Linked DNA regions of Homo sapiens: region 2 is linked to region 1. Evidence: read pairs that join two places in POLR2A ChIA-PET (ENCODE). Cell type or tissue: CD4-positive, alpha-beta T cell. All regions are shown on one strand. Links, peaks and the distances in the headings refer to the core of each region. The heading gives the core; the rest is flanking DNA. Region 1 overlaps TLK1 (tousled like kinase 1). Region 2 overlaps METTL8 (methyltransferase 8, tRNA N3-cytidine).

What was found. Peaks named below come from ENCODE experiments on the same cell type or tissue, not always from the same donor. Only the 100,000 strongest peaks of a DNase experiment are listed, where the experiment ranks them.
Region 2: POLR2A ChIA-PET joins it to region 1 with 11 read pairs; 3 of 35 experiments call an interaction of 5 or more read pairs at or near these places.

What each region holds. Positions count from the first base shown.
Region 1 is chr2:171,076,410-171,092,760 of GRCh38, reverse strand. It overlaps TLK1 (tousled like kinase 1), which reads left to right. Exons shown (of 21, transcript NM_012290.5): 3 at 9,909-9,980. Among named protein-coding and RNA genes, the nearest start is that of TLK1, 76 kb to the left of the region's middle. In CD4-positive, alpha-beta T cell, for the core only: CTCF peaks have their summits at 5,546 and 5,746 (motif pointing right); DNase peaks (open chromatin) are centred at 5,050, 5,770 and 6,300; H3K4me3 peaks cover 635 bases; H3K27ac peaks cover 1,387 bases.
Region 2 is chr2:171,324,609-171,340,959 of GRCh38, reverse strand. METTL8 (methyltransferase 8, tRNA N3-cytidine) reads left to right here. Exons shown (of 10, transcript NM_001321154.2): 4 at 1,406-1,776; 5 at 3,458-3,507; 6 at 9,093-9,156; 7 at 10,262-10,401; 8 at 14,812-14,918; 9 at 15,054-15,119. Among named protein-coding and RNA genes, the nearest start is that of METTL8, 100 kb to the left of the region's middle. RefSeq lists a silencer at 4,062-4,121 and enhancers at 13,606-14,130, 14,625-14,674. In CD4-positive, alpha-beta T cell, for the core only: no CTCF peak of the experiment used is centred there; a DNase peak (open chromatin) is centred at 14,539; H3K4me3 peaks cover 1,145 bases; H3K27ac peaks cover 1,030 bases.

The DNA of each region.
Region 1 (16,351 bases), core at 4,764-7,263:
AGGACAAAATCCTTGCCCTCAGATGCTTTTAGTCTGTTCTAGTAGTAACCACAGCAGAGCAAGCATAGTTTGGTAACTTCCAGGTGGACATATTCATCATTTTGTCCATGGGGGTAGGAGGGTGGTCTTAACAGTTTGCAGGTTTAACCCACATTTCAAAAAACATGTTAAAATATGAAGTGTTCTAATTAAATCTATTGGCACAGTAAATAGATATTTTGGGATATTAGTGAACTAAAGAGATATTTGGGGAGATGGCAGCTACAAGCTAAAATCTGAACACTTTGATTAATATTTAGAATTAATTGACAACTACAGAGAGCCAGTAGTGGTGGTGCTGATAAGAATGTGGATGGTAACCAAAACTTAGTCTGTCTTACAGTTTTGCCTACAGCTGGTCATAGTGAAAATATGTAGTGTGAAAGTGAATGTCATTGATGGACAAGTCTTCTTTAAGACATTTGACTTCGTTTTCTACTTTTGTCCACTCCAGATTTTTTGCCAAAACAATATGGATTTTTTTTCTTTGGCAGAAATAAACCCCAGCTCTCTAGCTACCTTGAGCAAAGAAGGGAAGTTATTGATCGAATATCAGTCAATTCACAGAATGATTTGGAAGCCTGGAAGACCAGAGTTGCACAGGAACCAGGGCAACCTTGGGTGATGAAGCAACAGAAACTGCTCATCCTTTTGATTGTGGGATCTCCAGTGGATTAAAAAAAAAAAGACGGCCGGGCGCAGTGGCTCATGCCTGTAATCCCAGCACTTTGGGAGGCTGAGGCTGGCGGATCACGAGGTCAGGAGATTGAGACCACGGTGAAACCCTGTCTCTACTAAAAATACAAAAAATTAGCCGGGCGCGGTGGCAGGCGCCTGTAGTCCCAGCTACTCGGGAGGCTGAGATAGGAGAACGGCATGGACCCAGGAGGCGGAGCTTGCAGTTAGCCGAGATCATGCCACTGCACTCCAGCCTGGGAGACAGAGTGAGACTCCGTCTAAACAACAACAACAACAACAACAACAACAACAACAACAACAACAACAAAGACACCCCCCCGCCATCCCATGCTTATTATATCATTCCTTTGAGATTCAAACTTCTGGGGAAGAGAGTTGATTAATTTTCCCCTTTGTTTCTCGATTATAGGTATGGGTAAAGATTATGTATGGGAGAAGGACCCTCCTTAGAATTTCTCTAGTTGCTGGGCAGGTTGATTTCCAGTCCTACCAAAAATACAAGGACAGGATGGTTTTCTAAAAAGAAACTATGTTGCTGTCATGAAATTGGAATGGAGGTTGAATACCTAAAATGGGAAATGTTTACTGTGTTCTGAATCATAAGACTTGACTTTCAAATCCCAAATTTAAGACAGTTAATGCTTTTTAGGGATGCAAGGAATGTTTATACTAGATTATGTCTGGTTAGATGGGGGCATCTATTGTTGAAATATAATATTCCCTCTTAACCCATATAGCTCCTCTCAAGCATTGAACTCAAGCACTGATTTTTGTGATTTTCGTATGTCTGTAGCAGAGGTCGGCAAACTTTTTCTGTAAAGTGCCAGGTAACTAAATATCTGTAGGTCATGTGGTCTCTATCAAAACTACTCAACTGTGCCATTTTAGTACTAAAGCAGACATATACCATATGTAATGAAATGAGTATGGCTTTGTTCCAGTAAAACTTTATATAAAAACCAGGCAGAGGGCCATAGTTTGCTGATCCCCTATCTTATAGCAACTCTGTCTAATAGAAGTTTCTGATATGATGGCCATCTTTTGTATCTGTATGGCCTAATAGTAGCCACTGGCCACATGTGGCTACTGAGGATTTAAAATATGGCTAGTGCGACTGAGGAAATTAATTTTCAATTTAATTTTAATAGTTTCTTAGTAAAAAACTATTGTGTCTGCTAGTTTAAATATTGTTCTTTTTACTAAACTTTTGGCAACATTACCAATAAAAAGCCTTATAAAGTGGAGTTATAGTGGAGCTAGGAAAGATATTTTTATTGATAGAGAATGAATTCTGGTATAAAAAGCATTAAGAATAAATGAGTGCTTATCTATGGGGAAATATTACCAGCTTTAGTCTCCAAAGAATTAATACTGAAATTTAACCTTTTTAAATACATGATTTTAGAAAGTGAATACCTAGGAAAATCCCAAGGATTTGATGACTTTGTAGCAAAAAACCGTTCAAATAAATAGCATAGGCGATAAGTAGTTCTCTTCCTCACTACATTTAGAATAATGCACAAATCATAAGTACACTCAATGAATGTTCACAAACTGAACACAGTGATGTAAGCAGCACTCATATCAAGAAATAAAGATTATCCCCATAACATGATTATGATCTAGAGAAAAATCACAAGGAATCTAAAAATAATTAAAACTAATAAGTAAATTAGTTAAGGTCATTGATTATAAATCATATATTAAAACCAGTTATATTTTCTGCATATCAACAACAAATAAGTAGAAAGTAGAAAATGAAGTTTTAGAAAGGTACCATATACAGTATTAAAAATTGTTAATATAAATATGTTATTAAATCTTTATAATAAAAATATAAGTTGAAATAAATCTTACAAAAGATACTCAAGACATCTTCACTGAAAACTGTAAAACAGTGAAATCAGAAAAGGCCTTAGTAAATGAGATGCAATATTCAAATATTGGAAGACTCAATGTTATAAAGCTATCAGTTCTTACTAAATCGATTTGTAGCTTCAGTGCAATACCAATTAAAATCCCAGCAGGATTTTGGGGAGGGTGGAAAGTAACAAGCTGATTCCAAAATTATATAAAAATGTAAAGACCAAGAATGGTCTAGGCAGCCTTAAAGGACAATAACAGAGCTGGGAGAATTATACTACTAGATATCAAGAATATTTTGTGGTATTATTGATAAAATTAAACCAGGCACGGTGGCTTGTGCCCGTAATCCCAGCTACTTAAGAGGTTGAACGGGAGGATCACGTGAGCCCAGGAGTTCGAGGGTGCAGTGAGCTATGATCATGCCACTGCACTGCACTCCAGCCTGAGTGACAGAGCAAGACCTGGTCTCTTAAAAAATAAAGAGAAAGTTAGTTATTAAGTCAGTCTGATATTGACATGGATAGAAAAATAGACCAATGAAAGAGAATAAAGTCCAGCAGTAGACCCATCTGTAAATAGTAACTTGATCTATGACAAAGGTGATATTGCAGTGCAGTGGGAAAGAGTTGATCGTTAAAATAGATGTGCTGTATCAATTGGATATCTATAAGGGAAAATAAATAACTCTTCACTTTGAACTCTTATCATGATAGAAAAATCAATTTCAAGTAAATTGTAGATTTAAATGGGAAAGGTAAAGCAATAAAACTTTAATAAAATGAATAGACTGTCTTCATTACCTTAGATTGGCAGAGATTTCATAAATAGGTTCCAAAAGGCAGTAGCCAAGAAGAAAAACATTTGATAAATGTAACTACGTTGAAATGACACAGTAAGGTGTGAAAAGGCAAACCATAGATTCATGTCCTGAATATGGAAAGAATTCCTACAAATCAAGAAGGAAAAGACACACAATTCATGTTCATAATTTCAAAGCCAGGCCAAATGTGGTGTCTCACTCCTGTAATCCCAGCACTTTGGGAGGCCAGGAGTTCGAGATCAGCCTGGCCAACATGGCGAAACCTTGTCTCTACCAAAAATACAAAAAGTAGCCGGGCATGGTGGCACATGTCTGTAATCCCAGCTACTCAGAAGGCTGAGGCAGAATCACTTGAGCCCGGAAAGTGGAGTTTGCAGTGAGCCAAGATCATCATAGGATCAGGGAGACTTTTGTGTCTGTCCTGTGTTTGAGCTATTTCATGTATCCCATATCTTCTCTTTCTTGCTTTATTTCTTTGTTTTTGGTGGAGCAGATTCTCTGGTTGCTTCTTGAGGAAAGATATATGGGTAGTGAAATTTTTGAGACCTTGCATATTTTCCTCCTCCCACTTTGTTTTTAGTGTATCTGACGGGTAGAATTCTAGGTTGGAAATCATTTTCTCAGAATTTTGAAGGCATTGTTCCATTGTCTTCTAGCTTCCAGTGTTACTGTTGCACACTCCAATGCCATTCTGATTCCTGATTCTTTGTAAATACTCTATTTGTTCTTCCCTCGAAGCTTTTATTTAGGAGCTTGTGTTTGTCTCTAGAATTTGAAATTATTTATTCTGATGTATCTTGGTTTGGTTTTCTTTAAGCCATTGTGCTTGATTTTTTAAAAATGTGTCTTTCCAATCCAGAAACATGCTTTCCAGTTCTGGAAGAATTTTTTGAGTGATATTGGACTTTGTTCATATCTGTGCATTAGGCACTTAAACACTTACTGGAAACTGTGTAACTGGGCAGGGTTTACTGACTGATGGATGGGTTTTGTTTTTTGGGGTGTTTTTGATACAGGGTCTCAGTCGCTCAGGGTGGAGCGCAGTGGCACTGTCACAGCTCACTGCAGCCTCTATCTCCTGGGCTCAAGTGATCCTCCTACCTTAGCCTCCTGAGTAGCTGGGACTGCTGGTACATGCTACCACATCTGGCTAATTTTTTTTTTCCTCTGTAGGGACAGGGTTTCACCATGTTGCCCAGGCTGGTCTCAAACTCCTGGGCTCAAGCCATCCGTCTACTTCAGCCCCCCAAAGTGCTGGGATTATAGGTGTGAGCCACCATACCCAGCCATGGATGGGTTTTGCAGTAGGATGATCTAGTTAAGTCATTTCTCTGAGGGACTTATAGAATCTCCCAGAGAGAGATTTTTATCATCTCATACCTGTGGAGTAAAAGCTTGGCTGCTAACTTTTTAGAATTGAGAACAAGAAAGGGCCTAAGGGTCTCTTTAGTGTAGACTTTCTACTTAACCTTCTCTGTTTTCTCAGCTGTGCCTTATGCATCTTAGTACAGAGTTCTCCTAGCTCACTATTTCCAGAGTGAAGTTGGCCTCCAGCATTTATGATGACAAGTCAACTGTTACTTTTATCCTTTTTTGTTCTCATGTGTACTTTCTCCAGCTGCTTTCAAGATTGTTTTCTTTATCTTTGGTTTTTCAGCAGTTTGACTATGATGTGCGTAGGTGTGGTTTTCTTTGTAGTTATCCTGCTTGGGAGATTGAGTGAACTTCAATCTGTAAATTAATGTCTTTGCCAAATTTTGGGATTTTTCTGGCTGTCATTTTTTCAAATATTTTTTTCTGCATATTTTTCTCATTTTATGACCCCAGTTACATGTATCTTAGACTGCTTCATGGTGTCCAACAGACACTATTTTTCAATATTTTTTTCTCTGTTCTTTAGTTTGAGTAATTTCTCTTGACCTATCTTCAGTACTCTTTTTCCATTCTTCTGTTAAGCCCATTCAGTAAGTTTTCTATTTTAGAGAGTGAAATTTTCAGTTGTAGAATTTACGTTCAGCTCTTTTTACGGTTTTTATTTGTCTGCTGAAATTTCCAATCTTGTCGTTTGAGCTACTTATATTAGCTGCTTTATGTTATTTATTTGCTGATTCCAAATCTGTGTTACTTCATGATTAGTATCTATTGATTGTCTTTCCTCTTGAGTATGGGTCACTTTTTCTTGTTTCTTCATATGATTACAAATTTTTATTGTATCCTCCACGCTGTGAATGACACATTACAGTGACTTTGGAGACTGTTTTTTGTTTGTTTTTCTTTGTTTTAGGAGGCAGTTAACTTGGCTAGACTGAAATTTAAGCTATGTCTCCCTGCAGAGGGCAGCACTGACATCCCTGCTAGTTGTTTTAGTCTTATCTAGGCTGCTTATCGTCTGCTCCGTTTTTGCATAGATCACTGACCAGCCAAAGAAGTAGGCAGAGTTAATATGCAGAATTTGGGACTCTCCCTTTGTGGATCTTTATTTTCCAGCGTATCCCTCCTTACTTTGCAGCCTCTTTGGAAGCTTGAAACTCTTGTTTTTCAAGCCAGTAAGACTAAAGATTTTGATCTGGGTTTCAACTGCTGTTTGTGCAGCTCTGATCTCCGGGACCTTCCCCTCAGCAAAAGCTGTAAAAACAGGAAACCTACCCAGATCTATTCCCTTCTTCTCCTCTTCTTTTTTTTTCTGTTTTTTTTTTTTGTTTGTTTTTTTTGAGACGGAGTCTTGCTCTGTTGCCCAGGCTGGCATATAGTGGTGCGATCTCTGCTCACTTTAACCTCTGTCTCCCAGATTCAAGCATTTCTCCTGCCTCAGACTCTCTAGTAGCTGGGATTACAGGCATGCGCCATGACGCCTGGCTGTTTTTTGTATTTTTAGTAGAGACGGGGTTTCACTATGTTGGCCAGGCTGGTTTTGAACTTGTGACCTCAAGAAGTCTGCCTGTCTAGGCCTCCCAAAGTGCTGGGATTACAGGCGCGAGCCACTGCACCCAGCCTCTGTTCCCTTCTTCTAAGTGTTGTCTTGTACTTAGATTCTGCCTACTTTTGGTTCAGGTAGTGGCTTTTTTAAATCCTTTTTTTCCAGGATTTATATATAGTTATCTGTAGAAAATAAGGTATTCTGTTTTTACTGGTGGTGGAATCTTATTCATCTACCTACCTACTTATATTTTTATTGTTTGTTTTAAAAGATAAAAATATTTCATGAATTTTTATTGATATTTCCTATTCAAACTCAGGATTATAAGGTTTTTTTCATATGCATCTTTATACTGTGAATTATGAAATTCGAAGATACGAAGCAGAGGATAGAATTGGATATCCCTTAATTATTTTACTTTATTCTGTATTTCACACACATAGCTGTCTCAAAATAACATTAGCACAGTGAACAAAGTGGGTACTGAAAACAATTATTTTGTGTATGCTTTCCATCCCCTAGTTTTAAAAATACTGTACTATTAACTTTGCATGCATTTAGTCATTAAATATTATATCCTCTCCCTTGTCATTATCATTTAATCTTGATCAACAATAAGTCATATTATTGCTTGCCTTCAGTTCTTAGACTGGTAAACTATTCATTTTGGTTGTCTTAAGCTTGTTCTGTAGTAGATTCTTTAGGAAGGGCTCATGGGAGCAGGGTTCCCTAATTGCTTGCATTTTTGGTAACCGTTTATCTATGCTTTCCATGTGTTTAAAATGGATTTTACTGAATATAAAACACTTTGCTTTTATTTTCTTTCCTTGAATAGCTTATGTCACTCCATTTTTGTCTGGCATAAAGTGTTTGCCTTTGATGTTCGCTTTCTGGGTTGTTATTCCTAGGTGTGCATGGTGCTCTGTCAGTAGTTTCAATTTTTTTAATTGAACATTTAAAAAACAACAACTGACAACAAGAGACTGACAACTGAAAATGTCAGAGACATTTTTTTTTCTTTTTTTTTTTGAGATGGAGTTTTGTTCTTGTTGCCCAGGCTGGAGTGCAATGGTGTGATCTTGGCTCGCTGCAACCTCTGCCTCCCAGATTCAAGTGATTCTCCTGCCTCAGCCTCCCAAGTATCTGGGAATTACAGGTGTGCACCATCACGCCTGGCTAATTTTGTATTTTTAGTAGAGACAGGGTTTCACCATGTTGGTCAGGCTGGTCTCGAACTCCTGACCTCAGGTGATCTGCCCGCCTCCGCCTCCCAAAGTGCTGGGATTACAGGCATGAGCCACTGTGCCCAGCCATCAGAGACATTTTCTTGAATTACAGTTTTTACTATTTTCTGGCTTTAGTAGTTTTTAGGGTCTTCTGTTATCTGTATATTGATCTTTGTTGCTTCATCATCAGCTGTAGCTTACTCTCAAATACTTTTCATCTCTTCATTTCTTTTGATTTCAAAAATGTCCCTGTTTTTTGCCTTCTGGTTATCTTAAAGCATTATCTACTGTATATATTTGCTCTTGGGTTCATTCAGATATACTTTTTATTTCTGAAACTTTTATTTTTAATGCTTTCTTGAGTTCTGTTACCTTATTTCCGAGTTTTTTGAAATCTGATTTATATAGTTGTTTCATGTCTTGAGTCCTTTTTGTAATATCTCTTAGTTCATTTTAAAATAGTAGGTTACAATTTTTACCTATTTTGTGGATGTGTGTTCCTGGTATGCTTTTATTATCTGGATGTTATTCTGTATCTTACTTTATTTTTTCTTATACCTTTATGACCTGCATAATTTTCTTTTGCCTACTTTCATGTGAAATTGGATTTCCTGAACACTTAAATGGTTGGTGTGGTTCAGGATGGCTTTTCTTACAGGGCTTTCTCTACTGCTGTTTTTAGGCACGCTTCAAAACTGTGGCATTTGCTTTCTGAGATTGCTAGGCTGTGTTCCCTCCCTTCTTTATCTGAATATTCTCTTTCCATTATTGTAATTGTACCTATATAGTACTCAATTTTCATTCCACACCCAGTAATTTGTACTCATTGTACCACCCTGTTATGTAAAGATCCGTTTCAAGGATTCGTGGAGGCTAGACTGCTCTCACTTTTTAAATGTAACCGTGGACTCCTCCCACTTAGTCACTAATTGAAAGTGCAAAACCCTTCTGTACTTAAGTTAACCTAGCTTCTGTACCTAACTTGTTGGCTGTTTTAGGTGTCTTTTGTTCTCGGTTATCAGACATCTGTTTCTTTCTGTTTCCTCCCATATTGATAATGATACCATACATTATCTATGGTTGTTGTTGACTTGTTTCCATCTGATGTTTTGAGGGGGATTCATGGAGATTCTTGTCACCTAGTTTTGTTGTAAATACAGTCTGTGGGTTTTTGGTTTACTATTTAGTTTTATACATTTTTTTGGTGGGTATTTACAGATGCTCAAACACTTTGCCACTGCCCTTATTGTCCCAGAATCTTTCTAATGTATTACTTCTTAATTGCTGCTGTTTCAAATTTGATAATCTTGCCATAATTAGATTATAACTTATTCCAAGTACTACTTGAATTGTAATTAGTTCAAGCGCTATCCTTTGTTGACAGCAGCTTTTACAGTATCCAGCATAGTACTGGGCATGTATGCAATGGCTCAGAGTTGTCACTTTGGAAATTAATCTAATTTCAATTATATAATTATAGTCTAACTGGCAACCTGTTAATAGTAGGATTAGCAGCCACTCCTGTTACAAGTGAGGTGAAACATGAGGATATCAATTGGCTTGCCTGTATGTAATGTTAATTCTTGCATCATCTTTGACATATATGCCATAATCTGTCAGCCACCTGGTCTAAGCATTTCTGGAAGACTATGATCTGATGTACTGATGGTACAAAAAAGTGCACAAGATAATAAGTATCATAGAAGCGTATTGGAAACAAAGCAGACATCATCCTACAGAATGTTAGCTCTTTCTTTGTTACAGTTCAAAAATATTGTCAAGGAAATGGAGAAATTCTTGAGCAAAGCAATTAATTAAAATGGTCGAGATGGTCAAAGATGTTTTTGAAGAGATAGAGTTAAAACAAATTTTAAAAAAAAGAAAAACAGGACAGTTTGTTAATACAGAGAAAGGCAAAGAGGTGTGTTTCAGACATGATGGAATTTGATAATTGTGAAGGGACCTGAAGAGCCCAAATAATACTTTCAGCCAAAGGTAGCATTAGTTTTTAATACATTGAGTAATAATTTTAGGGATCTTGTCATCCTAACAATGGCCCAGTTCCTTTGCTTTTGAACTGGGATTTAAAAAACCAGCTAATAGAAGTCAGTTCCTAAAACACAGCAGAACTTTATTGACTTGATAAAACTTTTCAAAGTATATAGTGTTAAGAATTTAGTATTTCTTATTTTTACCTCATTTGGCTTCCTTGTTTTAAGGAATTATACTTTATTTATTTATGAAGATAGATTATCTACTTTGTAATATGTTTGTTTAAAATTATTCCCGCTGCTTTAAAAAAATTACTCCTAATTTTTACCTTTTAAAAAATCTTTAACAGGCCTCAACAAATAACGAAAGCTCTAATCACAGTTTTGGAAGCTTGGGATCTTTAAGTGACAAAGAATCAGAGGTAAGTAATTTCATTTTAAATATGGTGCTATTAAAGTAAAAGCTGGAATCACCGTTTTAATTAGTATTTTGTTTCTTCATCAGTTCTTTTGCTAAAGGTTAATGCTTTTAAAGTTTCTTATAGGAATGTTTTGTTCTGCCTTATGAAGCACAACATTCAGATTGAAGACTGCATTTGGCATTAGAAAGAAAATATAATTTCTTTGGTTATGTAGCTGAACTTGTAAATGAATGATATGTATATATTCTTACTGGAGACAGTTATTAGCCATTCATAGTTCTGTGAGAGGAAGGAGGTTCTTAAGTATGTTGGGTTTCCCAGTTTTCTATTATTTCTCTTTATTCTTTCCTTTTAGTTTGATCCTTAGTAAGAGTTTGTGTACTTTCTGAGATACACATTTTTTCCCTCTTTTTAGAATTTCTTATGGAATCATGCTGCTGGTTTTCATTTTTCGTATTTTAAAAAATCTGAAGAATTCCCTCCCCTCTTAATCCCTCCCCCTTTTACCCACTTACTGATCCCACCAAGAAAATATCTGGGATTTTACAAGCAGGCATTTGGATCCATGGTATAATTTACCCTGAGCATGATATACTTGATGACATCTTTTAAAAATGGGTAGACAGGAAGTTCCGTGAGTTTTAGCATTCATTTGTTGATGTTACAGCTTGACTCTTGTGGGTATAGCCTTTTCTCTCCTTGGATGATAACAGGTCTGTCACTTGTGTGTGTGTGTGTGTGTGTGTGTGTATTTTTCCCGTCAGTCTTATTTCTACTTGATCCATTTTTGTCTTTTTTCTACTTGATTAGTATAGACTTTTTTCTACTTGGTTAGTATAGACCTATCAACTTGATAATACCAGTAGTTCATTAGCACTCAGAAACTCTTAGGCATTTTGTTTCACTGTTCAGAGGAAAGGGAACTTCAAAGGTGGCATCTTTTTAGCTCTGTGTTATTGAAAGCATCTAGAAATCTCTAGGTAGACAGTTTCGTGCAGTTCTGTGCAGGCACCCTGACACTACAAAGGAGTATGGCATAGGGCTCTCACTCATCAGGCTTTCCCTTCCACAGAAACAACTGGCAGGCAGCTGAAAGGACTGTGCAAGTGACGGGACTTTATCTGCAGTAGGTTCCCTTGAGGTAAGCGTTAGTAGCCCCTGTAGCATCAGATTATCAGTTTAGTTTTTAAAAAATTAACATACTTATACTAAGCCTTTGAAAATTGTAGGTTTAGCTCTAGTCAAAGTTTTTTAAAAAGTGTATCAAGAATGTTCTCACTTTATATTTCCTGGACTTTGGAACATTTCTTGATATTTTCCCAGAATTGGGAATATTTAGTAATTTCACCTGCCTCCTGTTTCATAGACATTTGTGTTATGAAGAGCAATAAAATAATGTTAGATATTTCTCTTTTCTGTTCACTAAATATGATATTTTTGATAGATTTTTTAAAAAAGCAAAACATGGTGAAAGTTAGATCACTTATCACAGTTATACATTCTTTATAGGTACCCATATTCCAAATATAAGTTATAGATTTAATATTTGGATTTTTTCAGAGGAATTAGTCTATAAGAGAATTCAGCTTCCCTTTAAAGATCCCAAGGATCACTTTTGGCTATATTTTTAGTTAAAACATGTTTTTGTTTCTTAAAAGACCATACTGGCATTTGAAATGAAACACAATTTGGTTAATCATTGGATATACTTAGCTTTATCTGTATTGAAGTTTTGACATTTGGGGCAGCAGTAGAAAATCTTGAAAAATCTTTTGGGCCATGTACGGGGGCTCACGCTTGTAATCCCAGCATGTTGGGAGGCCTAGGCAGGATTGCTTGAGACCAGGAGTTCGAGACCAGCCTGGGCAACATGGCAAAGCCCCATTTCTACAAGAAACACAAAAAGTTAGCTGGGTATGGTGCCACGTGGCTGTAGTCCCATCTACTCGAGAGGCTGAGGTGGGACAGTAACTTGAGCCAAGGAAGTCGAAGCTGCAATGAGCCATGATTGTGCCACTGCACTCCAGCCTGGGCAACAGAGTGAGACCCTGTCTTAAGAAAAAAAAAAAAAGAAAAATCTTTTGACTTTTGCTGTTCTGCATTCTCTGTCTTGGAGTTTTACAAATTAATGGTTAAGTCTAGTGGCACAGAAATGACTACAGATTATACATTGTCCTTAAGATTCAAAGAAATAATTACTATTACCATTATTATTATTATTATTATTATTATTATTTTAGTGTATCTTTCCATTTAAGGAGTTGCTTATCTGGAAAATGATTCCCAGGTTTTATCTGTATAGTTGATAATTAATGAATTCCTTTGGGGTGAAATTTTATATATATCAAAATACAGATATTTATAGATCATTAAGTAAACATGAGAAGAAACAGTTGCAGGATAGAAGTACTTTTGTTTTTCCTAGTACTCCTAGTAGTAAAGTTTATGAAGTATTTCATTGTCTTCTGATGTCACTATTCTTTTGGTAATCCATTCTCCAATTTACTACAGTTGTTAAAATAGTAGTTTTTGGTTTTGGGAGCAAATAGTACTGGAAGGTTTATTACTTTTTTTTTTTTTTTTTGAGATGGAGTCTCACTCTTTTGCCCGGGCTGGAGTGTAGTGGTGCGATCTCGTCTCACTGCAAACTCCGCCTCCCAGGTTCAAGCAATTTTCCTGCCTCAACCTCCTGAATAGCTGGGATTATAGGCGTAAGCCACCGTGCCCAGACAGTTTATTACTTTTTTTTTAAAAAAAATTGCTTTCTCCTACCACCCTTACCCCACCCTGGATTCCTGAAATTTATATCCATATTTTAATATAATTAATATGCATACCCTATTGTAGTTCACCAGTTGGACATTTTCTGTTGAATCCCTCTTAGGATTTGTGATGGTTTTAACTCACCACAATCCCTTTTCTGTACTTCGTTTTCTCCTACCCAGTACTCTTTTTCAGACATCCAGAATCCTCTTGTTTTCTTCTACCCTTACTATTAAAACTGGAAAGCATCCAATTGTCATTGTTAAGTTGATTAATCTACTTCAAGTGAAATTTTTATTTCAGTTTGTATGCGGTTTATTTTATATATGAATCTTTTTTTCTAAATGTGGAATTAAATAGAATGAAAAAGTTTTTCCTCTCGTAAATAAAAGAAGATGGTAGGTAAGAAGGTATTGTTTTGATTTTGTTTTATTTTACATCACTCCTGGTCCATTCAGCAGGCTCCAAAAAATTCAGGATATTTTCAGTAAACATTTATTGCATATCTATTAACTTTTAGTCTCTGCCCAATCACAGAGAATATAAAGATGAATAGGATACAATCCCTGCCTTCAAATGAAATCAGTGTTTAGTAGAACAAACATTTAGACAGTCTGCCTCATGACAGTGTAGGCTGTGCTGTAACAGATAGAAGCACAAGATGCTATGGAAGCAAAGCGCAAGAAACCACCAATTCCATTTGCCTGTAGGGGAAAGGAAGCAAAGAGGTCTTCCTTCAAAGAAGAGATGATAGTCGAGTTTTTAAGAGAGGCTGTGAATTCATCCCATAAGACAGAGTGAAGTATGAAAAGAAGGTATACAGAGGGACTAGGATATGTGTTTGCTTTTATGTGGGAGTATGACAAGTCGTTTGGTTTAAGAGAGGACAGTGATTCTCAGCCACTACTGCTCTTTAGATCTCCGGAAAAGCTTTAAAAAATACCCAGCTGCTTCAGTGATTCCACTGGTTTTCAAACTTCTGGTAGAGGGACTATATGCAGGAATGGTGAAAGGTAGGCAGGGGTCAGGTTTGAAGACCCTTGTATTTCATAGTAAAGAATTTGGACTTCAGGTAGAGAGCCATTGAAACAGGGGAAACAAAAGACAAAGTAGAGGTGAAAGGCTCCCACAGATGGAATGTAGAGGATTGCGTTGGAGGGACATGAAACCCAAGTTAGGAAGATCACTTAATTAAGGAATACAGCCTTCTTTATAAAACTCTATAACCTTCAAGGTTTAATATTAGGAGGAAAAACTTGAGATAAGAGGACTTCTAACTAGTATTTTCAAGTTTGCTGTTTGGGCTCTGCCTTTTTCAGATTCTCTAACTTTGGTTACTGAGACTATCACCACCCAAGGCTGTGGTTCTCAAACTGTTCTGTGCGAATGAATCACTTAATGTTTATGACGGTAGGTCTGGGGTAGAATTTTGCATTTCCAACAAGCTTCTAGATTTCATTAGATTTTTTTTTTTTCTTTTTGAGACGGAGTCTCGCCTGTTGCCCAGGCTGGAGTGCAGTGGCGTGATCTCAGCTCACCACAACCTCCGCCTCCCAGGTTCAAGCGATTCTCCTGCCTCAGCCTCCCAAGTAGCTGAGACTACAGGTGTGCGCCACCATGCCCGGCTAATTTTTGTATTTTTAGTAGAGACGGGGTTTCACTATGTTGGCCAGGCTGGTCTCAAACTCCTGACCTCATAATCTGCCTGCCTTGGCCTTCCAAAGTGCTGGGATTACAGGTGTGAGCCACCAAGCCCAGCAGATTTCATTAGATTTTTAAAAAGTAGAATCAGTAGGGTTTGATGACTTGGAATTAGCATAAAGAAGGAAAGGGAGGAGCCTAAGATGATTCAAAGGGATCTAGCTAGAGTGCCTTTGATTGAGATGGGCATCACAGAAGGAAGATAACAAGTGTAGATGGCACAGTAGAAGATATCTGGAATTCAGGAAAGAGGTCAGGCTACATAAGAAGACCTAGGGGTCTTTGGCATAGGTGTTAATTAAAAAGGCTTGGTTGTAGATAAGCAGATCTCAGAGTATGGTTTGAGGATTTCTAGGGGTCCCCTGCGATTCTTCCAAGGAGTCCACAAAGTCAAGTGTTTTTTATAAAAGCGCCAACACATTATTTGACTTTTTAACTTTCATTAGCTCATGAATTCACAATGAAAATTTCCAGAAGCTGTATAACGTGATATCATCACTCTGATTTATTCATTTGTATTCTTTTACACTTGTATATTCTATTGTTATAATGTTTTTGTTTAAAATCCTAAAATAGTAAATATCGATAGTTATACACATGTAAATAAAAGCTCTTTGGGGTCCTTAACAATTTTTTAAAAGTTACAGAGGGATCCTGAGACCCAAAAGTGATAGTAAGTGGAATTAAATGTCATAGAAGTCATTTAAGATAGGGACTGTAAAAAGTGACTAAGAATTTGACACTTAGACTTAATTTTAGTAGATTAATGGGAACAAAATGCCAGATTGTAGTTAATTGAGGAGAAATTAGAAAGTGAGGAAATAGCGACAGCAAATATTGACTGCTTTTGGCAGAACCTTGACTATGAAGGAAGGGAGACAGTATCTAGAGTCAGACAGGCTTGACATATCATGTGCTAAGGAAAGAGTCATAGCAGAGCTGTGATGGAGACAAAGTGCTGAAGAGAGAGGGAAAAGAGAAATAAAACCACACATCTTTTCCTGGAGGAGGAATGAATGGGTGAAATCCAGACCCTGGTTGGGCAGGGTTATTCATAGACAGGACTAGGAACATCTTTCCCCTGAATTGGGGTAGATGAACTTGCATATCTGATAACTTTTTCTCTTACTTCACAGTGAAAATAGGTTATCAGCTGAAAGGAAAGAAGCGTGAGTGGGTTGTGGATTTGAGGACTGATAAAAATTTTATCAGAGGACCAGAGAAGAGAGTTTACCAGGGCCACTCATCCTTTATTTAAATTTTTTAGAATACCTGAAGGAGTTAGAAATATGGTCATGTACCTGACCTGCTGGCTAACAGCCCACATTATTTTATGAAGATAAGAGCCCGTGTTTCTTGAGTACCAGTGTTTCTTTTTTCTTTCTTTCTTTCTTTCTTTTTTTTGAGACAGAGTCTCACTCGTTGCCTAGGCTGGAGTGCAGTGGCGCCATCTCGGCTCACTGCAAGCTCTGCCTCCCGGGTTCACGCCATTCTCCTGCCTCAGCCTCCTGAGTAGCTGGGACTACAAGCGCCCACCACCACGCCTGGCTGATTTTTTTGTATTTTTTTTTTTTTTTTTTTAGTAGAGATGGAGTTTCACCGTGTTAGTCAGGATGCTCTTGATCTCCTGACCTTGTGATCCGCCCGCCTCGGCCTCCCAAAGTGCTGAGGTTACAGGTGTGAGCCACCACGTCCTGCTCAGTGTTTTCTAAGTTTTAAAACCTGCCTTGATCCACCCATTTGCAGTTCTTCTTGTAGCACTTTCACTATCTAAACACAATGATCTTGTGTCTCAGTTCATTTTCTGCTGCTCTAACAGAATATCACAGACTGGGCAATTTATAATGAACAGAAGTTTATTTGGCTCTTGGGTCCAGAGGCTAGGAAGTCCAAGAGCATGGTGTCAA
Region 2 (16,351 bases), core at 13,178-15,677, 240 kb before region 1:
ACAGGATGACATCATAAAATGCATATTTGTTTTAAGAGCATCAGAAATTTTCTTTAAGGCTTCATCTTGGGAGATGTCAGTAGGAAGAGATGCCTTGGAGGTTGGGGGAAGAATGGAGTTACGGGATGGCCTCCAGATTCCAAAAGTCAGGAGACATGGCCATGGATTCACTGTGATGGGGCTCTAGGACTTGGAACAAGTGGATTTAGGTCCTTTCTTCAAATGCAAAAAGGGAGGTTGGAGTAAATTGTTCCAATGGACCCTTTTAGCTCTTAAATTATGTTGTTTATAATTTTGAAATTTCCTGTCTGATCACCAATTTGCATTTATGCTGAAATTGTATTTGTAAATACATTAAAAATAAGGTGTCCTTTCTTTTATTTGTTTATTTATTAATTTTTGAGACAGGGTCTCACTCTGTCTCACTGCTCCAGGCTCTTTTTTTTTTTTTTTTTTTTTTTGAGACAACTCACTCTGTTGCCCAGGCTGGAGTGCAATGGCGTGTTCTCTGCTCACTGCAAATTTCTCCTCCCGGGTTCAAGCATTTCTCCTGCCTCAGCCTCCTGAGGAGCCGCGATTACAGGTGTCTGCCACCACACCCAGCTAATTTTTATTTTTTTAGTAGAGATGGAGTTTCAACATGTTGGCCAGGCTGGTCTTGAACTCCTTACCTCAAGTGTCCATCTGCCTCATCCTCCCAAAGTGCTGGGATTACAGGTATGAGCCACCGTGCCCAGCCCTCATTCTTTTTTTTTTTTTTTGAGACAGAGTTTCACTCTTGTTGCCCAGGCTGGAGCACAATGGTGCAATCTCACCTCACTGCAACCTCCACCTCCCAGGTTCAAGCAATTCTCCTGCCTCAGCCTCCTGAGTAGCTGGAATTACAGGCACCTGCCACCACCTCCGGCTAACTTTTTGTATTTTTAGTAGAGATGGGGTTTCACTATGTTGGCCAGGCTGGTCTCGAACTCCTGACCTCGTGATCCACCCGCTTCAGCCTCCCAAAGTGCTGGGATTACAGGCATGAGCCACCGCGCCTGGACCTTTCTTTAAGATAATAAAAAACCACACAGCTTATTGGTAACAATGTGATTGTTAAGATAAAATTAGAAAGTTGTTTGCAGTGATTATATTTCTCACAAAAATTGGCTAAACTATTAAGATAAAAGCAGATTCACAGGGGTAGGACTAAATATCCCACATTTTGACACATTTTGAGAGAATTAAAGCTCTGTAGTTTCAACCTTTTATCAGATAGATTAAAATATTATAATATTAAAGTTATTCATTTGTAAATATAATTGTTATAAATGATAATGTATATGTTTAACAATTATCAAGACAGTAGCTAATAGTAAATATAATTCGTAGTAAAATAAATCTTTCTTTTTCCTCTTTATTTTAGTTAAGTATGAGAGAGAAGCTAGTAAATACTGGGACACATTTTACAAGATTCATAAGAATAAGTTTTTCAAGGATCGTAATTGGCTGTTGAGGGAATTTCCTGAAATTCTTCCAGTTGATCAAAAACCTGAAGAGAAGGCGAGAGAATCATCATGGGATCATGTAAAAACTAGTGCTACAAATCGTTTCTCAAGAATGCACTGTCCTACTGTGCCTGATGAAAAAAATCATTATGAGAAAAGTTCTGGTTCTTCAGAAGGTCAAAGCAAAACAGAATCTGATTTTTCCAACCTAGACTCTGAAAAACACAAAAAAGGACCTATGGAGACTGGATTGTTTCCTGGTAGCAATGCCACTTTCAGGATACTAGAGGTATTGTGCTCAAGGGACAAAAATGGGAGGTGACAAATAATTTGAAAATGTACATTCTGTATTATTTTATTAAAAATCCAGATTTTTTTTGGTGGAAAACTATCAAATGTAAATAAGCATTCAGTGTACTTCTGTGCATAAATAATATCTAAGGGACTCATGTCTTTAATCAGTCAAGTTTTAAGTTTGTGGTTTAAATCTGGTTTTGCTGGTTTTTAAAAAAAAAAAAATTGTCTGTTTTCATTTTAATCTGAGGGCAGTTTTAAGTACCAATGAAGCTTTGGCCTTAATTTTTACTCTCTTTGTTATTACCCCTTTTTAGATGAAATAGAAATAAGTGAGATATATAATTTGCTATAATCTGGTGTAGACCTTGGTTTTCTATTTTTAAAACTAAACCCTGTCTTTCTTATTTTAAAGGCAATGTATATTGATTATAGAAAATTTGCTAACAAGGAGATAATTTATCACCAATCCTACAAACAAAGGATTTCACCACTGTTAACATTTTAGTGACCTTTTTCTTCTTTTTTTTTTTTTTTTGAGACAGACTTTTGTTCTTGTTGCCCGGGCTAGAGTATAGTGGCGCCATCTCAGCTCACTGCAGCTTCTGCCTCCCGGGTTCAAGCAATTCTCCTGCCTCAGTCTCCTGAGTAGCTGGGATTACAGGCGCCTGCCACCACACCCAGCTAATTTTTTTGTATTTTTAGTAGAGACAGGGTTTCGCCACGTTGGCCAGGCTGGTTTTGAACTCCTGGCCTCAGGTGATCCGCCCGCCTCAGCCTCCTAAAGTGCTGGGATTACAGGCATGAGCCACTGTGCCTGGCTGACCTTTTTCTTCTTTTATTACTGTACATGTATTCTAAGTTTTGTTTGTTTCTATTTAACATGGCATCATAAGCAGTTTTCACTATCTTTAAAAATTCTCTGTAAATATTTTGATGGCTACAAAATATTTTACTATGTGGAGTACTATAATTTTACTTATCTATTTTCACACTACTGGGCATTTTAATTGTTTTCAGATTTTCTGAAGCAAACATTTTGGGTATAGCCTTTACCTGCATTTTCTTTTATTGTTTTAGGTTAGATTTTCTAGTTCATAATTTATGAAGATTTTTAATACTTTTAAAACATATTGCCCACTTGCTTTCTAAGAAGTTGTACTAATACCATTCCATGACAGTGTATGTCTGTTTCATCACACCCTCATTGATTGAAGTATTATTTTAATGTTTTCCACTTTGTTAGACAAAAATTGTACCTTGTTTTAATATGCGTTTCTTTGATGACTAAGTAGGTCACATACTTCAAATGTTTAGAATCATTTGTACTTCTTTTTTGTTCTGTCCATTTATTTTCTCTGCTTATCTGTTTTTTTTTTTTTCCTAATGAGCCTTGCCCTTTATCATATTCATTGCAGTTTTCTTCACAGCGTATTGGTTATTTTTAAATTTGGTTTATTTTGGGTTTTGGTGTGTAAAAAATTTAAATGTTTCCATAGTCAGATTTCTTAGTGTTTATTCCTGTGATTTATTTCATTGCTTTTGAGTTTAGAAAATTATCCTGTGCCCAGAGATCCAGTAAGTCTAATTGTTTTTTTCTTTAATAGGAGATCTGACATTGGTGACAAAAATTTAACCTTGCTTTTTTTGATATTTGCTTGTTCTTTTGATTTTAGGTTGGTTGTGGAGCTGGAAATAGTGTGTTTCCAATTTTGAACACTTTGGAGTGAGTTTTAAGAGTTTTCTTTCTACAGAATTTTACATATTTATGGAATGTTGAGAAATTCTGGGAAAATATTGTCACGTGTATGCCAGTAGTGTTTCTAATTCTTATATGAACAATGGCTCAAGCAAATTTCAAAAGAAATGTCTTAATCTCAATGTCTACTTTCATGTGAACTGGGAATTACTCTGAAAATAGTGTTTCGTAGCCATGGGTTGTCCATCATTGTTTTGAAGTAATTTTTTAAGCTTATGTGTATATGGATGAGAGAATAAGAAAAGAGGAAGCAGACTGGGCATGGTGGCTCATGCCTTTAATCACAGCACTTTGGGTGGCTGAGGCGGGTGGATCGCTTGAGGTCAGGAGTTCAAGACCAGCCTGACCAACATGGTGAAACACCACCTCTACTAAAAATACAAAATTAGCCAGGCATGGTGGCGCATGCCTGTAATCCCAGCTACTTGGGAAGCTGAGGCAGGAGAATCTGCTTGAACCAGGAGGCAGAGTTTGCAGTGACCCGACTGCGCCATTGCACTCCAGTCTAGGCAACAAGTGCAAAACTCAGTCTCAAAAAAAAAAAAAAAAAAAAAAAGAGGAAGTGATTTCATCCTTCCACTGAGCTGTGAACTGCTAAACTTCAGAGATTATTTACTCTCCCTAGATACTTAGATGTCATTTTACACATAGACAATTGAATGTAAAGCTTACAACTTAAGCCTCATTTTGTCATCCCTTCTGAAGCAACACCCTATGTAAGATGTTTGCATGCCAAATCATTGTGTCTAGGCTTAAAATTGTTTGGAGGTAGCAGCAACTAATCCTAAGACTCAAAAAAGCCGATCCTGGCTAACACGGTGAAACCTCGTCTCTACTAAAAATACAAAAAATTAGCCAGGCGTGGTGGCGGGCGCCTGTAGTCCCAGCTACTCGGGAGGCTGAGGCAGGAGAATGGCGTGAACCCGGGAGGCCGAGCTTGCAGTGAGCCGAGATCTCGCTACTGCATTCCAGCCTGGGCGACAGAGTGAGACTCCGTCTAAAAAAAAAAAAAAAAAAAAAAAAGCAGTCGGGCGTGGTGGCTCATGCCTGTAATCCCAGCACTTTGGGAGGCCAAGGCGGGCAAATCACGAGATCAGGAGTTCGAGACCAGCCTGGCCAACATAGTGAAACCCCATCTCTACTAAAAATACAAAAAATTAGCTGGGTGTGGTGGCGGGCGCCTGTAATCCCAGCTACTCGGGAGGCCGAGACAGGAGAATTGCTTGAACCCAGGAGGTGGAGGTTGCAGTGAGCTGAGATGCGCCACTGCACTCCAGCCCAGGCAACAGTGCGAAACTTTGTCTCAAAAAAAAAAAAAGCAGAGTTTGACTACAGGGACAGAGATTTGCTCCAGGCTCACCCTTCCTGTTCACCATTTCACCTGTGTCTTTTACTTTTTCCATGATGAACACACAAAACTCTTCAAACACCTTTTATCTATGGCCAATCTGCCAAGCTCTATTCTTTTTTAAGTTTACACATTTTTTTTAAGTTCACATTATTTTTCCATTATAAAATCAGCATTAGCACGTTGCAGAACATTTCCATTAGAGGAAAAGGAGAGGGAGGGAATCACTCATCATCCTAACATAGCCACTGACAAAATTTTTGTTTTAATTCCTTTCAGTCTTTATGCATATTTTTAAATGATGTGATCTTTTAAACTTTTTATTATTAAAATGTAAAAGCATCTGGGGCCTGGTGCGGTGGCTCACACCTGTAATCCCAGCACTTTGGGAGGACGAGGCAGGCAGATCACTTGAGGTCAGGAGTTTGAGACCAGCCTGGCCAACATGGTGAAACCCTGTCTCTACTAAAAATACAAAAATTAGCTGAGTGTGGTGGTGCACAATTGTAATCCTAGCTACTCGGGAGGCTGAGGCAGGAGAATTGCTTGAACCCAGGAGGTGGAGGTTGCAGTGAGCTGAGATCGCACTACTGCACTCCAGCCTGGGTGACAGAGCAAGAGACTCTGTCTCAAAAAAAATTTTTTTAATTAAAAAACATTCAGAAAAGCAAAGAGTACAGTGAATTTCCATATGCCTAACACCTCAATTCAACAATTACCAATATAATGCCAACATCATGATACTTTATCCTTGATTATTCAGGATATATCTCCCAAAACTCAGTATACTCTCTAATATTATTATAAACCTAACATAATGAATAGTGAGTAGTTTCCTACTATCATTTAATAACCAGTTAATGTGGCCAGGCCTGGGTGATGCTGGTAAATTTACAGTTCTGAATGTCCTTTCTGTTTGTGTCTTTGTTAGTTTTGTTTTCCTTTTTCTAGTTTCTGGGCTGAAATTTCAAACTTGCTTATGTCACATAGCCATATTCCTTTACCCCAGTGGTCTCTGAGCTTATAATACACGTAAATACACTACATTGGCAGTTGATTGTGTGTTACTTTATGACTGATCTCAAGGTATTATTTAGCATGTCATTTATTTATGCCTTGTCTCTCCGACCACTTTTTATATTCCTTAAGGTAGAGGGCATATTTTATCCTAATCTGATTTCCCAGGTTGCCTAACAGTACAGCTTAGTTGGAGCTCAATACATATTGCCTGATTAATATCTCTCATTCCCCCACTTGCTAGTTGTATTTTTCACCTCTGCTTCTCCCTTCAGCTTATAATTGCAAGCTCTTGGTTCCTCACTCCCTAACTCTTTCTTCTTAGCTCTGTCTTTCTTTGCCTCATACCTATGTTTTAGAAATTACTGTAGCTCAATAACCTCAGATAATTAATTCATCTTTTAAAGGCAACCAGTGATTAGCCTTCCAAAGGAATTATTAGACTTTTTTTTTCTGCTTAAGAAATTATGTTTTACTACTTTTAGAGAGTGTAGGATTAATGTTTTACATTTTCAGAATATTTTACCATAATTAGACCTCTGAAATGGAGAGGTCATATCATTCTCCAAGGATCATTTAATTCATAGACCCCTGCCAAGAGAGTGCTTGGTGGTGTGGTGGTAGTAGTGATATTTACACCTGTTTGCTGGGAGAAGAGCCAAGGTAGTCAGCTGATTTTACAGAAAGGTTCTGGAAAGTCACTGGGTGGTCACAAGACATCACCTTGGGCTGCTGATACAGTGGGAATTCCATCTTAGAGGTCATGCTGCCACCGTGGCAGGACACATGGCATATGGCACATGCTTTCCTTTAGCTCGTAGACTGTTCTATATCTTATGGGTATGTGGTAACTACTGCCCAAAGGTAGACTGCAGACCTTTTATAATGAGCTAGACATACCAGTGTCCAGAAAAGCATTTTGAACTATATGGAAGTTTTTTGGTTTTTGTTTTGTTTTGTTTTGTTTTGTTTTGTTTTGTTTTAGAGGACTATGTTAGTTTTTAAGCTCCTGGAAGGCAAAAACAATCTCCTTTAATAATAATAGTGATGATAATAATAGCAACAACAATTATAATAATGACTAACATTTATTGAGTGCTTACTCTGAATCAGGCACCTTTCTGGAAACTTTAGCTATAAGAATCCATTCACTTCAAACAACCATCTTAGATGCCATGTTTATCTCTTTTTTTAAAGATGAGGGAATTGAATTAAAGAAGAGATTAAGCAACTAGCCCAAGGTCATGCAACTATGTAGTAAAGCTGAGACTCAAACCTTAGGCAGTCTTGTTCCAAAGCCCCTGCCCTTAACCATTAGCCACATAGTGCTGAGTGTTTACTGAGAACATTTCAAATACATTTCAAACACCCAGCAAATTACAAGTCACAATTATATGGATTTAATCAGAAAAAAACAGGGGAACATGCTGAAGTAAAGTGCTATTTTTATGTTTGACAGATGAGAAAAGACCAAGCAGTATGAGTTTTAACTTTGATTCAGTACTGGTTAGCTTTTCATAACAAAATCCTATTAATCATACTTTAACTTATTTGGATAGATCTTAAATTGAATGCAAATCCCTAGTGCCATAGAATGAGTGAATTATATGTTATCATAGTTATTCATCAATGAGTTGCCTTTAAGAATATAATCTGAGGCCAGGTGCGGTGGCTCACTCCTGTAATCCCAGCACTTTGGGAGTCCAAGGTGGGTGGATCACCTGAGGTCAGGAGTTCAAGACCAGCCTTACCAACATGGTGAAACCCTGTCTCTACTAAAAATACAAAATTAGCCGGCCGTGGTAGCACATGCCTGTAATCCCAGCTACTTGGGAGGCTGAGGCAGGAGAATTGCTTGAACCCAGGAGGCGGAGACTGCAGTGAGCCGAGATTGCACCATTGCACTCCAGCCTGGGCAACAAGAGCGAAACTCTGGGGTCTCAAAAAAAAAAAAGAAAAGAAAAAAAAAGAGTATAACCTGCACCTGGGTCAGATTTTGCTAAATGCATATTTATTTAGCTAAATAAATTCCATATTTATTTAGAGGTTCACCTTGCTTGGAATGCTTCTTGAGTCAGATTAGAAGTCTTAATGATATGCTTCAAGGCCCACCTTTTTATCCTGCCATATACCAGTTTGGGCTCTCAGGATTAGTGCTACTTCTCATCCCTGGCATGTGACTCCCACTTCTAAACTCTTCAACCATTTCCCCTTCTCCTCACTTAACAATACATCCTCCTCCTTCAGAAATTTTAAGACTTATACCTCAGGGTGCTGACCCTCTTGACACCCCTGTAGAAGTTGTATAAAACCAATTATGTCCCCAACTAGACTATAAAACCCATGAGAGCCAGGACCATCCTTACTGTTTAATGACATGCTGACCTCTTTCTGTAGTTCAGACATGGTACTAAGCAACATGATGCAAGGATTATTTGATACCAGCATACACAGTATAATCAAGAGGAGTATTAGTCTACAAATTTCAGAGTATATGGCTGCCTTAAGTAACCATGGTCCAGCCATCATTACTGAATTTCAGATAAAGGCCAAACAGAACATATTTAAGTTAAGAAGAGTCCAATTAAAAATCATACCACCTATTGGCCAGGCACAGTGGCATACATCTGTATGTAGTTCCAGCTACTCGGGAGATTGAGGCGGGAGAATCACTTGAGCCCCAGAGGTCGAGGCTGTAGTGACCCGTGATTGTGCCACTATACTCCAGCCTGGGTGACAGAGCGAGACCCTGTCTCAAAAAAAAAGCTGAGGGGCGGGGGTGGAAATAACTTATTAACAAGTCAGACCTACAGTTTCCTTTCTTCTCTAGTTTGAGTATTTCTAGACTCCAGATATAAATATTTCTTCTGGCCGAGCACAGTGGCTCACACCTATAATCCTGACAGTTTGAGAGGCTGAGGCAGGAGGATCATTTGAGAACAATAGTTCAAGACCAGCCTGGGCAACATAGTGAGACCCCATCTCTACAAAAAAATCTAAAATTAGCTGGGCATGGTGAGGCACATCTGTAGTCCTAGCTACTCAGAAGGCTGAGGAAGCAAGATCGCTAGAGTCCAGGAGCTCAAGGTTATAGTGAGCTATGGTCACGTTACTACACTCCAACCTGGGCAACAGCGCAAGACCCTGTCTCCAAAAAAATAAATAAATATTTCTTCCATCTTCATAGGAACTCTCCGGAGTCCTTTCTGTATTGTTGTGATTTTGCTTCTGGAGCTGTGGAGCTCGTAAAGGTATGCTACTCCTGGGAATCATACCAACTGATGCCTAAGGTATTACCCCAGAACAATAAAAGTTGTTTTGATTTTAAGATCACTAGAGGCAGGGCGTGGTGGCTCACACCTGTAATCCCAGCACTTTGGGAGGCCAAGGTGGGTGGATCACCTGGGGTCAGGAGTTTGAGACCAGCCTGGCCAACATGGTGAAACCCTGTCTCTACTAAAAATAAAAAAATTAGCTGGCTGTGGTAGCACGTGCCTGTAGTTCCAGCTATTTGGGAGGCTGAGGCACGAGAATCGCTTGTACCTGGGAGGTGGAGGTTGCGGTGTGCCAAGATCGTGCCACAGCACTCCAGCCTGGGTGACAGAGCAGACTGTCTCAAAAAAAAAAAAAGATGAAAGGCCAACAGCGCCAGGCATGGTGGCTCACGCCTGTAATCCCAGCACTTTGGGAGGCCGAGGCAGGCGGATCACAAGGTCAGGAGATCGAGACCATCTTGGCCAACATGGTGAAACCCCGTCTCTACTAAAAATACAAAAATTAGCTGGGCATGGTGGTGGGTGCCTGTAATCCCAGCTACTTGGGAGGCTGAGGCAGGAGAATGGCTTGAACCCAGGAGGCGGAGGTTGCAGTGAGCCAAGATTGCGCCACTGCACTCCATGCTGGTGACAGAGCAAGACTGTGTCTCAAAAAGAAAGAAAGAAAGGCCAACAACACACAAGAAATGACCAGAAAGGGTACTGACCTACAAAATTTAGAATGTATGCCTGCCCATGAATAATCGTAGTCCAAACAGAACCTCTTTAAGTTCAGAAACAGCAACCCAGAGCAGGCCTCTAACAACACTGTCTACTAACTCAGAAAGCCTACCCTCCTCTACTTTTAAAGTTAAAGAGGGATTGCGAAGGATATTTGTTATCAAGGCCAAGAGCTAGCCTTAATTTTTTTAGGGCAGCTTGAAATAAGCTAACAATACTGAATTGGAAAAAAGTGTTCAGACTGACAGAGGAAAGGCTTTTGGGAGAAAAGGTTAAAAATTTGACCTTTTTATTTAAAAAAAAAAAAATCCCGGAAGTCTACTAAGTCCTCTTTTTGCTTTCTGTTCCTTTATCATGACAGTCACACTCGTCCTACAGAGCAACCCAGTGTTTTGCCTTTGTTCATGATGTATGTGATGATGGCTTACCTTACCCTTTTCCAGATGGGATCCTGGATGTCATTCTCCTTGTCTTTGTGCTCTCTTCTATTCATCCTGACAGGTAAATGAAGACGAAAGGGCAAAGTGGATGTGTAAAGCTCCTTTATCAGTAGTGGTTTTCAGAACTATCAAAGCAAAAATGACAATTTTTGAATTTATTATTTAGTGAGCAACATTATGTATAATACACAGCCTTTTAAAGGCAGTTTTTCCTTTCTTCGTACTTTTAGACAGAAACTGGTCAGACTACTTCATTAATGAGCTTTCTGTCACTGTCAGAATGAAGTGAGCATATTCTGGCAAGACACATACCTATTAAAAGTGACAGTGCTTCAAGGAAATTACAAATTCAGAACAACCTAATAGACTCCCAAGAGGGAAATTGTACTTGGTGATCAGAAACAAACATCTTTAGTGTAGTGTCTTCCTGAATGTTCATGAAGAGGTGGGCTTGGGATCTGTTTGGCTTCACACAGGCCTGTTGATGGGCTTTAAAAATTTTGTTCTAAAGAAGCACACTAGGGAATCAGGAGTTATTAAGATTTGCCAGATTATCCTTGGACCTTTATGATCTAAGGTTAGCCTGATGCCATCATTTAAATATTTATGACTTAGTTTCATACAGTGTTTTAAAACTATAAACATAGCTTTTCTCCAGAGAGAAAACATAAAGAGATATTACCAGCAATTAGAATGATTACCTTTCTTAAATCTTGCCATCTTCTATGTATTAAAGGGTACATATGGTAAGTACCAGGTCTGTGCTTTCATAAGGTTTCTTAAAATTGGGTTCTCACAGTTCCCTGGTGGAAGATACAGACTTGGCGTCAACCACTTTTTGTTTGATGAGTGTGACCCTTTTCCATAGAAACTGAGTTACCATGTGCTTATTTCTTTGCAATTAAAAGGCCACTAGGACCCTTTACAGTTCTTTTACTTCCCATTCAGAAATGAGCACTTTGATTACTTGTAGAAGAACAAATTCCATTTCCAAATAAATCTGAAATAAGATACTTTAGCACCTAGTGAGGTATGTCAGGTTTTATGAAGCTACTGTTTCCTCCCAGTTTCTATAACCTATTTCTTTCTGCTAATCTGTTTAGACTGTAGGCATTGTTCAGGTACTAATAGAAAGTTGTCATCTATGTGTTTGGTTTCCTTATATGAACAGTTAAAAGGATGGAGAGGTGGATAGAGAACAAGATTCCCCATTGACACCCATAACAAGAAACATCTAAATTCTACATATAACCACAAAAAGACTATTTGAAATTAGTTCAGATAATGTATTTTCTCATGATTTGAATTGAATGTTATAGAGAAGAGAAAGGCCAGGTGCAGTGGTTCACACCTGTAATCCCAGCACTTTGGGAAGCCGAGGTGGGTGGATCACCTGAGGTCAGGAGTTCCAGACCAGCCTGGTCAACATGGTGAAACCTCGTTTCTACTGTGAAACCTCTGCCTCCTGTAGCCAGGCATGGTGGTGGGCGCCTATAATCCCAGCTCCTTGGGAGGCTGAGGCAGGAGAGTCGTTTGAACTCAGGAGGCAGAGGTTGCAGTGTGCCGAGATTGCACCACTGCACTCCAGCCTGGGCGACAAAGCAAGACCTTGTCTCAAAAAAAAAATAAAAGGCTGGGCGCTGTGGCTCACGCCTATAATCCCAGCACTTTGGGATGCCAAGGCGGGTGGATCACCTGAGGTCAGGAGTTCAAGACCAGCCTGGCCAACATGGTGAAACCCCATCTCTACCAAAAATACAAAATCACCTGGCTGTGGTGGCACACACCTGTAGTCCCAGCTACTTGGGAGGCTGAGACAGGAGAATTGCTTAAAACTGGAAGGCAGAGGCTGCAGTGTGTGGAGATCATGCCACTGCACTCCAGCCTGGGCAAGACAGAGACTCCGTCTCAAAAAAATAAATAAATGATAAAAATACAAAAATTAGCTGGGCGTGGTACTGCATGCCTGTAATCCCAGCTACTCTGGAGGCTGAGGCAGGAGAATCACTGGAACCCAGGAGACGGAGGTTGCAGTGACCCAAGATCACGCCACTGTACTCTAGCCTGGGTGACAGTGAGTAAGACCCTGTCTCAAAAAAAGAAAAAACTAAAACCAAGGCAATGTCTATAGTGTCACTTAGGACTATAGTAGTAGATTCAACCCCAGAAAAGTTCTAGAAAAGTAGCATCTTGGTAGCTTGGAAAATTCAGGCATAAGCAAATGGCAAGCAATTTGGCTAGACCTTGAGTCTGGAGGACCCAGCTTAAATGGGAATAAATTGTAGGTGGCTACAAAAGAAGAGCGAATTGTCCTTCTTGTCACTGAAATGAAAATACAAAATATTACAGAGCCAAGCATAAAGCAGGCAGTCAATACATTTTTTATCTCTTCCTTCTCCTCTCCCTCTATCCAGAGATAAGTGAAGACAGCAGAGTTGGCCCAAGTAGGATGAAGAAAGAAAAGGGGCTTCATACCATTCCTGTCTTGTCCATCTCACCCCCAGCCCACTCCCACCTGCAGTTCTCAGGAATTGGCTCGGGAACTGCACTATGAACCAAGATGAGATGAGCAAGAAAAGTAGCTCCCGTTCCTTGCCTTTATCCTCAACCCCAGACATTAAAGGATAGCTGAGAGGAAAGAATTTGCAGGAGGAGGTGGCTACATTTTAAAGTGTTCGATTGTTTATTTTTCTGCATTTTAGTTTCATACTTGTTTTACTAATAATTACAGAAAGATTTTGCTATGTACGTAAAATATTTATATTGAAAGTGAATATTTTAAGGTTTAGATATGATTTTCTTTCATTCGCAAAGCCTATGATATAAGCACAGTATGAAAATAACCTGTAATAAAATAAACAAAAAATACGTTTCTTTTTTCTTTTATGTCCTTATGTGCTAGTTTTTTTAAAAGGACTTTTCACCTAATCATGCCACCTCCTTTTGTCCTACTTCTTTCTTGTTTTATAGTTGCTTTCATTTTCTCAGTATCTGCTTCCTTCATAACATGACATAATCTGAGTTTTACCTTACTATTCCACTGAACAGTGTTTTAATTGAAAGGAATTTACAGATTATCTGATTCAAACTTTTCATTTTTTTCAAATAAGAAAACCTCAGCAGCTTTAAGTAGCTTAGATAAGGCAGAGACAAGGACTTAGCACACAAGCTGCCATTTACCATTCTCTGCCCATGGCAGACATTGATAATCGATTTTGTACTCGGTAACTCGCAATGAGCTTTATGAGTCCTTCTCAGAGCTCTGTAGGCAGCCGATGCTGTCACTCAGAATTAATATGAGATCTGAAATCTATGCCATCCCTGGCCCATAATCACACATAAAGCCATGAACACTTAGCCAAAAACACTAAATCAAGAGCAGCTATAAGGGATTGTATTTGACTGGAAGCCAAATAAGTAGAATAAACAGTAAAGGAGAAAAGCAAAGGCTCCCTGCTGTTGAACTAGGGCTTGGAATGTGAATAAAATTTAAATAGGCAGACAGTAAGGAGGAGAGAATTCTTTGAGGAAAAACCATGTGAGCAAAGGCAGAGGCTGCTCAGGGCCAAGCATGACAGTTTGGCTAGGGGAGCTGCTTCAGATTGGAAAGCTGTTGGTAAGATTAATTGGGGTCAGTAGTAGGAGATCTTAAGAGCTCAACTAAGAAATTGAAATTTTATCCTATGGATTAAAATCATGAAAGTTTTTGAGCAAGGAGATGATTTGACAAAATTATCATTTTAAGCAGAATTATTCATCGATAACATGCAGGAAGGATTGACAGGGAGAATAATACAGCGTGTTAGGAAGCAGATTTGTTTCCAGGCCTAAGGAGATAGGGGTTGGTACTAAGGGAGTACAAATGGGAAACAAAAAAGACAGGAAATATCAAAGATGTCATTAAAAATAAAAATTAAAGAGGACATAGAATTTTATGGCCACATGGAGAGGACAGTGGAAGAAAAATAATTTCTCTTTCATGAGGTAAATGGTGGTACCTCCGAACTAAATAAAGAAAAGGAGAATGAGCTCGTTTTGGAGGAAAGATATTCCCTCTTTAGATATGTACAACTTGGGATGGCTTTGGCATATTTTTTATCTTGCAAGGAAAATGAAGCACACTCCATTGTTGTCTATCTCAGAACTACCTTAATTTTCTGTAAGTACCAGGAAACATCTGTGGTTTTGAAGTTTAGCTTTGACATCATACGTCAAGCTCTGTGAAGTTACCACTCTGATCATTTGGGTGATTTCTTGATACTCTAGGACTTTTGAATCTAGTCATTTAGCAAGTTGGTTTTGGTTTTTTCTTCTTTACAAAATATTTTTATTTTTGTTACCCTTATGTTTATGGTTTAGATTTCTTTGGCCTTATCAAGCTTTTCTTATTTTGTCTTCAACAAAGTTAAATCCAGCATATAAAACAAGATTTCTACAAACTGGGTATCTTTTTAATACTTTGTTTCCAAAGGATGCAAGGTGTTGTAAACCGACTGTCCAAGTTACTGAAACCTGGGGGAATGCTGTTATTTCGAGACTATGGAAGATATGATAAGACTCAGCTTCGTTTTAAAAAGGGTAATAGTATATTCAGTTTGAGGTTATTTTTAAATGTTCTAAAGAATGCCTTGTTTATATTTCACATCAAAGTATTTAGTTGTTTTTTTTTAAAGGAATACCCTTAAGAGTTTCTCTTTTCACAATTTTTTTCAGGACATTGTTTATCTGAAAATTTTTATGTTCGAGGAGATGGTACCAGAGCATATTTCTTTACAAAAGGTATGCTAATCTACAAAAGGAAATAATTGGTCATAATCGTTCTTGTTAGTTATTATCTCATTGATTATAGCTCAGAAGCTATGAAACTGAGGCTTCAGTCATTGATTAAGCATTAGATGTCTTCATACTTTGATGCTTATTACTGGTCTACATAAAAGGTTGAAAATGGCCGTTTACTGTTTAATCTTTTTCCAGTTAAACTGCTTTAAAGTCTCTTGTTTTACCCTCATACCCAGATGAAGGTGAAGGCTGTTCCATTTTGGAGATATTGTTAGCCTAGATATGAAAAAAATTGATGATAGCCACAGCCAAAGGAGGACATTTGATAAGTTTATAGAAAATTACTTATCTTGGCCTGTCACAGGGGTGCTCACCTGTAATCCCATCACTTTGGGAGATGAAGGTGAGAAGATTGCTTGAAGCCAGGAATTTGAGACCAGCCTAGAAAACAAAATGAGACTCTGTCTCTACAAAACAATTTTTTTTTAATTAGCTGGTCTGGTGGTGCATACCTGTAGTCCTAGCTACTTGGGAGGCTAAGGTGGAAGGATCACTTGAGCTGGGGCAGATGAGGCTACAGTGAGCTATGATTGGACCACTGTGCTCCAGCCTGGGCAGCAGAGTGAATCTTATGTCTAAAAAAACAATACATTTTCAAAATAGAAAGAAGGAAAATTACTTATCTCTAGCTGATTTCTCTTTTTTTTTTTTTTTTTTTTGAGACAGAGTCTCACTCTGTTGCCTAGGCTGGAGTGCAGTGGCACAATCTCAGCTCACTGCCATCTCCACCTCGCCGGTTCAAACGATTCTCCCACCTCAGCCTCCCAAGTAGCTGGGATTACAGCCTCCCAAGTAGCTGAGATTACCTACCTCCACGCCTAGGTAATTTTTGTATTTTTATTAGAGAAGGGGTTTCACCATTTGACCAGGCTGGTCTCAAACTCCTGACCTCAAGTGATTCACCCTGGCCAGGCTGGTCTTGAACTCCTGACCTCAGGTGATTTGCCTGCTTCAGCCTCCAAAAGTGCTGGGATTACAGGCGTGAGCCACCATGCCCAACCAATTTCACATTTTTAAAAATGCATTTCTAACAGTACCAAGTGAATGCTGCATTCAAGGATTTCCCCAAATTTATGTGAGTACTTTTATAATCTGCCGTTTTGGGTTTCTGTAAACCAACAAAAACTCAGAAAGGGAGCACCTTTCAAAATATTGAAAGCTGCAACCAATAG